Regions from separate parts of the Homo sapiens genome. Here region 2 is linked to region 1. Evidence: chromatin contacts called from ENCODE Hi-C or POLR2A ChIA-PET data. All regions are on one chromosome and are shown on one strand. The core of a region is the stretch at or near the end of the contact, and the rest is flanking DNA. Distances in the headings are between cores, read along the strand shown. Region 1 overlaps LOC105370275 (a long non-coding RNA gene). Region 2 holds the start of LINC01080 (long intergenic non-protein coding RNA 1080).

Region 1 (2,650 bases), core at 110-2,609:
CTTGGTTACATTTTCAGCTATAAATGACTGGCTCTCTTAGGAAATACAAATGGACAGTACTTGGAGGCTGGAGGAGTATGGAAAATCTGACGAGGAAGGTGTGGACCTGGCCAGTGGAAAGCATTTTGGTGGGTCTAATGATTTTGGGAAAATCTCTGCAAGGCTGGAACATTTTGCCACACGTAAGTGGTTATTTCCTTAGCCTCTTCTACATTCACTGAGAGCTCTGTGTAGCTGATTGGAGAGTGAGAGAACTGAAAAACAGTCCCAGTATGAGTCTGTCAAGAGAGATGCTTCAGTGTAAGTAAGTTTTTCAGATGTGTTGCATGTAACAGAGCCTGGTTTCAAACAAAATCTGCCTCATTCTGGTCCATTTAATTCTTGGAAACATAATTTTATATATCCAGAAAGTCCTTTGAGCCCTTCGAGGGAGCACTGTAAAGGCTTTCACCACCACCTTACCGCCGTTCTGTCAAAGCAGGAAATCAAGTCCTGCCAAATGCAAATGAGCTCAGACTCCAAAAGGCCAAGTGTCAAGATGCAGAATGCTGCCGGATTTAGAGATCATGCCCCACATAGATATTTGAGGGTCTAACAAACTATAGAAAGTCATCCTGAACATATTGAAAATGTGTGATTTCAGAAATCCTAGCACGTGCAAAACCATTTTTATATTAGTAAGTCAGAATACCTTTCCTTCCTTTTCATGGTGGCTTCAGAACCTCCAGGGAATTTATCAGAGCCTCCTGTTACTATGGTTGTCTGCTTTCTGTTTTGGAAGAGAAAGGCTTCTTTTTGATTCACATGTCATAGCTGTTCTAAAATAATGCTGACTCAGTGTCTGAAAGATAGCATTGGCTTTGCTGAAAGAAAATAGAAACCGGTCCTCTAAAACCTACTGCTGTCCCTCAAAGAGTTAACGGAGTCAGTTCCAAAGGAGTTAGGCAACGGCTGAAACAGGATAATAAATGTGACACTCTCAGATTATCAGTAGCAAATATTTGATCTTATCAAATAACAGAGGAAGTAGTTTAGTTACAAATAAACCAATCTCTCATAAAACAAGTTTTCACACAGGTTCATTTCATTGAGCTGGAGACAGTTAGAGGCCACTTGTAGGCAGAACTCCCACTCTGTACACTCTGTAACAGCCCCTCGTGATTAATGGACAGCCAGGGGGAGGCTGCATCCTGCGGCTCCAGGCTTCATATCAGCAGAACAGCCATAAACAGCATCTCAGGATTATTGCGAGGAAGTGACTCCTCCTCTGGGAACATAGCTGGGCTTGTGCTCCTTCTCCCTCACCACCCGCCTTCTTTCTGTCCCGCTCGCTCTTTTTCCCTGTAGAGCAGAGACCATCGTGTCCTAGAAACTATAGTAGATGTCACTGCTTGGCACTTGCTGTGCAAAGAGAGGACAAGTATGTGGGTGTGAGGGGGAGGTGGAATGCTACTCTTAAAGTAACAGGGACTGTGCTAGCCAGGGCCTCGATGGAGGCTTTTTTGTTCCAGTCTTTGAAACCACTTTGGTGAAGGCATCCAACTTGGAGTCCAGAAAAAAGTACAAACACTGTTTTAGAGTAGGAAAAAAAAAGTTAGAGCTCCTTCTTTCAAAGTAAAATTCTCATTGAGATTAAGAAGAAGTAAAAAAAAAAAAAATCCTGGTAAGATTAGAGTAAATTAGCAAGTAAAAAGAAAAGGAGAGAAAGCTGGCAAATTTTTGGTGTGTGAATATCATCTCTAATGAAATAGAAATATGAATACTTCTATGTTATAATTTCATGGAAAGTTTGTTTTACTCCCCCTAAGGATTGTAAAAATAAAGCATGCAGATTATATGAAATATGGAAATAGAAACATAAAGCTGAAAAAATTCAACCATGACACCACCATTTGAAGGCAACCATTAAGAACACTTTAGTGGATTTTCTTCCAGGCTTCTTCCAACATCTTTTAAAAAGAGATTGTTGAGACCTTAACCATATGTAGAATTTTCTTTCTTACTATTTTCAGCCAACATTTTAGCATAGTCATGACCCCATCATGTTATTCAGTCTTTTCTTATGTATAATCTTCAGGTTGTAAAATATTTATTTTGCAATTTTAACAAACATAGGGCAGTTTTTAGAATAGGTATGTATTCACGCTAAAAAGCAATGCTTGACTGCTTTATTTTTCAGATGTACTCATTTATTAAAAATTATTTGCTTCGAATAAAAAATTTGTTAAATTGTAATAAAAAATTAAAGGGAAAATTCTATGCTATTATTCTCATGGTTAACTCATTAACTTTTATGTTTAAATATTCTGGGAATTGTATTTTCTGCAGAATTAGAAAAGATTCAGTCCCAATCCCCTAGCCTTATAATGTACTTAACCCCACTAATGCTCTTTCAAATGCATAAATCCAGAAGTCAAGATGAATTTTAAAGACATGACATTCACATTTACCCATTGTTCCCCCTCGACCTACAGTACCTGAATTGAGATACATTTTGCTTATATGAGATATTGGGAACTACTTTTGGTGACCATTATCTTTTCTGATCCAGGAACTGGACACATTTTCTCCCAATCAGCCTCAAAGCCATTATACATTCTCCACAGTAATTTCACTGTGTCTCTCCAACAATGCTTCCCTCTTATTTAAA
Region 2 (2,650 bases), core at 93-2,592, 120 kb after region 1:
GAGGCACAATATCATCTGGATCAAGAGCAAGAGTTTTAGACTCAAGCAGACCCAATTGGTTTGAAATGTCTGCCAAGTCAGGTTATCTCTCTAAGCTTTAGTGTCCTATCTTTTTTTTTTTTTTTTAAAAAGGACATTGATAGGAATTCCTCATAGATTTATTGCAAAGAAAAATGATATAATGCATGTACAGCACTTGGCACAAGGCCTGGCACTGAGCAAATCTTCAAAGACAATTGGCTGCTTTTAAAAAACTATTTTAGTATAGAAAGAGGAGGAGGGAAAAAAAGGCAGAGGAGGAAGTGAAGGAAGGAGAGCAGAGGAGCGGAGGAATGGGAGGAGATCCAGGAAGGCTGTTGGTTGTCGTCCAGGAGATATGCCCCTGAATAGCTCAGGGTTCCTGAGCAAAGCTCAGCACATTAGCAAAGAGTAAACCGGGGAGTAAACAGAATGTGCCAAGCCTCATACAGAGACTTGAGCTGATACTGAGAGGGAAAGCAAGGACAACACATCCATTTAAAGCTCTGAAATAAATCATGCTGCAAAATGCCTGGGAAACCTCCAATACACCCTGGAGCCTGAAGCACAAGTTAGGCAGCCATCAAGGGGAATTCAGATAATAACTCATGAACCCTGGGGTACTTCCCAGAGCACCATACCCTTCATCCAGGGGAGGGACAATCCGGGGAACTGTGGGATATTGTCCTCAGTTTGTTCTGGGAATCTGAATGAGACCCACTTTGCAGAGGAGTAATCACTGAGAAAAGGGAAGTAACAGCTCTGGGAAAATTAGATAACATCTTGAGGAGGTCCAATAGAATGGGAAAAAGACAAACACATAAACAAAAACTGTATGCAGTGGTGCAAGATATAAGAGAAATATATACCAGATATATAGGGAGCCTAGAGAGGACCATGATAAGTTCTGCTTGGGCGGAGACAGGATAGGCTTGGGAGACTCTCCAACTCTGAAGCCAGACTTTAGAGCATAAGTTCACCAGGATGAGAGTAGAAGGCAGGTACATTCTACGTCTGTTTTGTGAAGTGTCCTTATGTGCCATATGTATTGCTAAATCAGTTTTTAAAAATATCTTGTTCACTGTGTAATGGGTCACAATAATTACATGATCTTACATATAATATATTTATGCAAGTATCAACTTACTGTATACGGAATACTCCCATGTCTTCTTTAATTCTTATGATAGGACAGGAAGATAGGTCTGGTTGTCCCTAATTTCGCAAAATGAGGACAGAGTCTCAGAGGATGTTGAGCTGCATGCCCAGCGTTGCTGCAGTTTGACTGAGACCAGCTGCCTTGGTATTCATTCATATTCAGCAAACATGCACTGAGTCCCTACTCTACTGCCAGGCGCTCTGCTAGATGCTGGGAATACAAAGACAATGCTCAAATGAATTCACAGAAAGGAGGGGGAAACAAATATATAAACAGAATTAAAATACAATGAAGTAAAACCTATTATATGGATGTGCATGTGATTGCTACTGAGAATATGCACAGATGAGCATAGGAAGAGCTACACAGAACAGGTGCCACTGAACGACATCTAGAAGGATGAGTAGGTGTTTAGGGGGTAGAAAAGAGAAAGGCTGTTCCAGGCATGAACACTGCACGTGCAAAGCCGGAGAAACACAAGAGAGCATTACGCGGGGCCAAACTGTGAGAAGTTCAGGAAGGATTGTCCTGGGTTGCTGATGAAAGACCTAGCAGCCAGATCAAAAACAGTCTTTGTGGCTGTGCTCTGGAGTTTGAATTTTCATGCTGTAAGTGGCTGGGATCCACTGGAGGATTTTAATTGTGTGAGTGACAAGATCAGATTTGTTATTCAGAAAGCACACTCTGGCACAGTTCAGTGGGTGGAATGGAAAGTGGTTACCCTGGAGACAGGCAGACCCATTAGGAAGCTATGACAATAATCCAGGAGAGAGAAAATGAGGATAGTGGTTGGAAGAACGGGCAGATTCAATGACTTTCTGGAAGTAGAACTGATGGTCAGGAGAGATTCATTGGGTATAAATGCTGAACAAGAGGAAGAATCAACAGCGATGGCAGGTTTCTGGCTGGGATTTCTAGGTGGATAAGTAAATCATTAACCAAGATGTAGAATACCAAAGAGTTAGCAGGTTGGAGTAGAATATTATAAATACATATGGGAGAAGTTGAATTTTAGGTGTCTCTGGAACCTCTAGGTGAGGATATTATGCACAGTTAATATATTTAGAATTCAGAAGAAAGATTGACTAAAGGTATAGATTTAAGAGTAATCATCAAATAGTTTGTTGTTGAGGTTTTGGCAATCTCCAAAACTACAGGATCTGGGTACCACTGCTTCTACTCAATTCATTTGAACCATCTCTGAAGTAAGTACTAGCTCAAGCTTTGTTCCAAAGTACAAATTAGCATAGCAGCTCAGTAAACAATGTCTCTGAGCTTCTGGAAAGAAAGATGTTCAGTCACCATAAGGCCCAGAATTAATGAAAAGTCAAAGAAATAATAGCTCTATTCTCTAGTTGCTTTTGAACCTCAAATCACTCTTTGGCAACAAGGTAAGAATTTACAGAAACTGCTGAAAAGACCTTCTGGTAAATAGGACAGCAAAAAGAGTTTGTTTTTAATATTTGTTCTAAA

The links. Hi-C counts contacts between places; a loop is a spot of excess contacts on that map. ChIA-PET counts read pairs that join two places held with the same protein, here RNA polymerase II (POLR2A). Pooled maps may share reads with other maps.
Region 2: a loop to region 1 is called in a map of dorsolateral prefrontal cortex, with 2.8 times the contacts of the local background. The contact joins the promoter of LINC01080 here to the enhancer-like site in region 1. A Hi-C loop is called at or near these places in 6 of 168 maps with a recorded cell type or tissue (Panc1, dorsolateral prefrontal cortex, heart left ventricle and 2 more) and 4 of 50 pooled maps. POLR2A ChIA-PET finds 5 or more read pairs at or near these places in 1 of 52 experiments (activated T-cell).

Annotation. Positions count from the first base shown.
Region 1 is chr13:80,131,629-80,134,278 of GRCh38, reverse strand. The region is part of intron 2 of LOC105370275 (a long non-coding RNA gene); the gene reads left to right. Among named protein-coding and RNA genes, the nearest start is that of LINC01080, 120 kb to the right of the region's middle. RefSeq lists an enhancer at 734-1,233. Within about 2 kb of position 1,359, at least 29 of the 41 ENCODE cell types and tissues checked have a DNase peak (open chromatin) inside an H3K27ac peak, as active enhancers do; they include Panc1 and dorsolateral prefrontal cortex, where a contact is called at or near this core.
Region 2 is chr13:80,009,769-80,012,418 of GRCh38, reverse strand. LINC01080 (long intergenic non-protein coding RNA 1080) reads right to left here and starts at 1,342. Exons shown (of 2, transcript NR_104138.1): 1 at 1,166-1,342.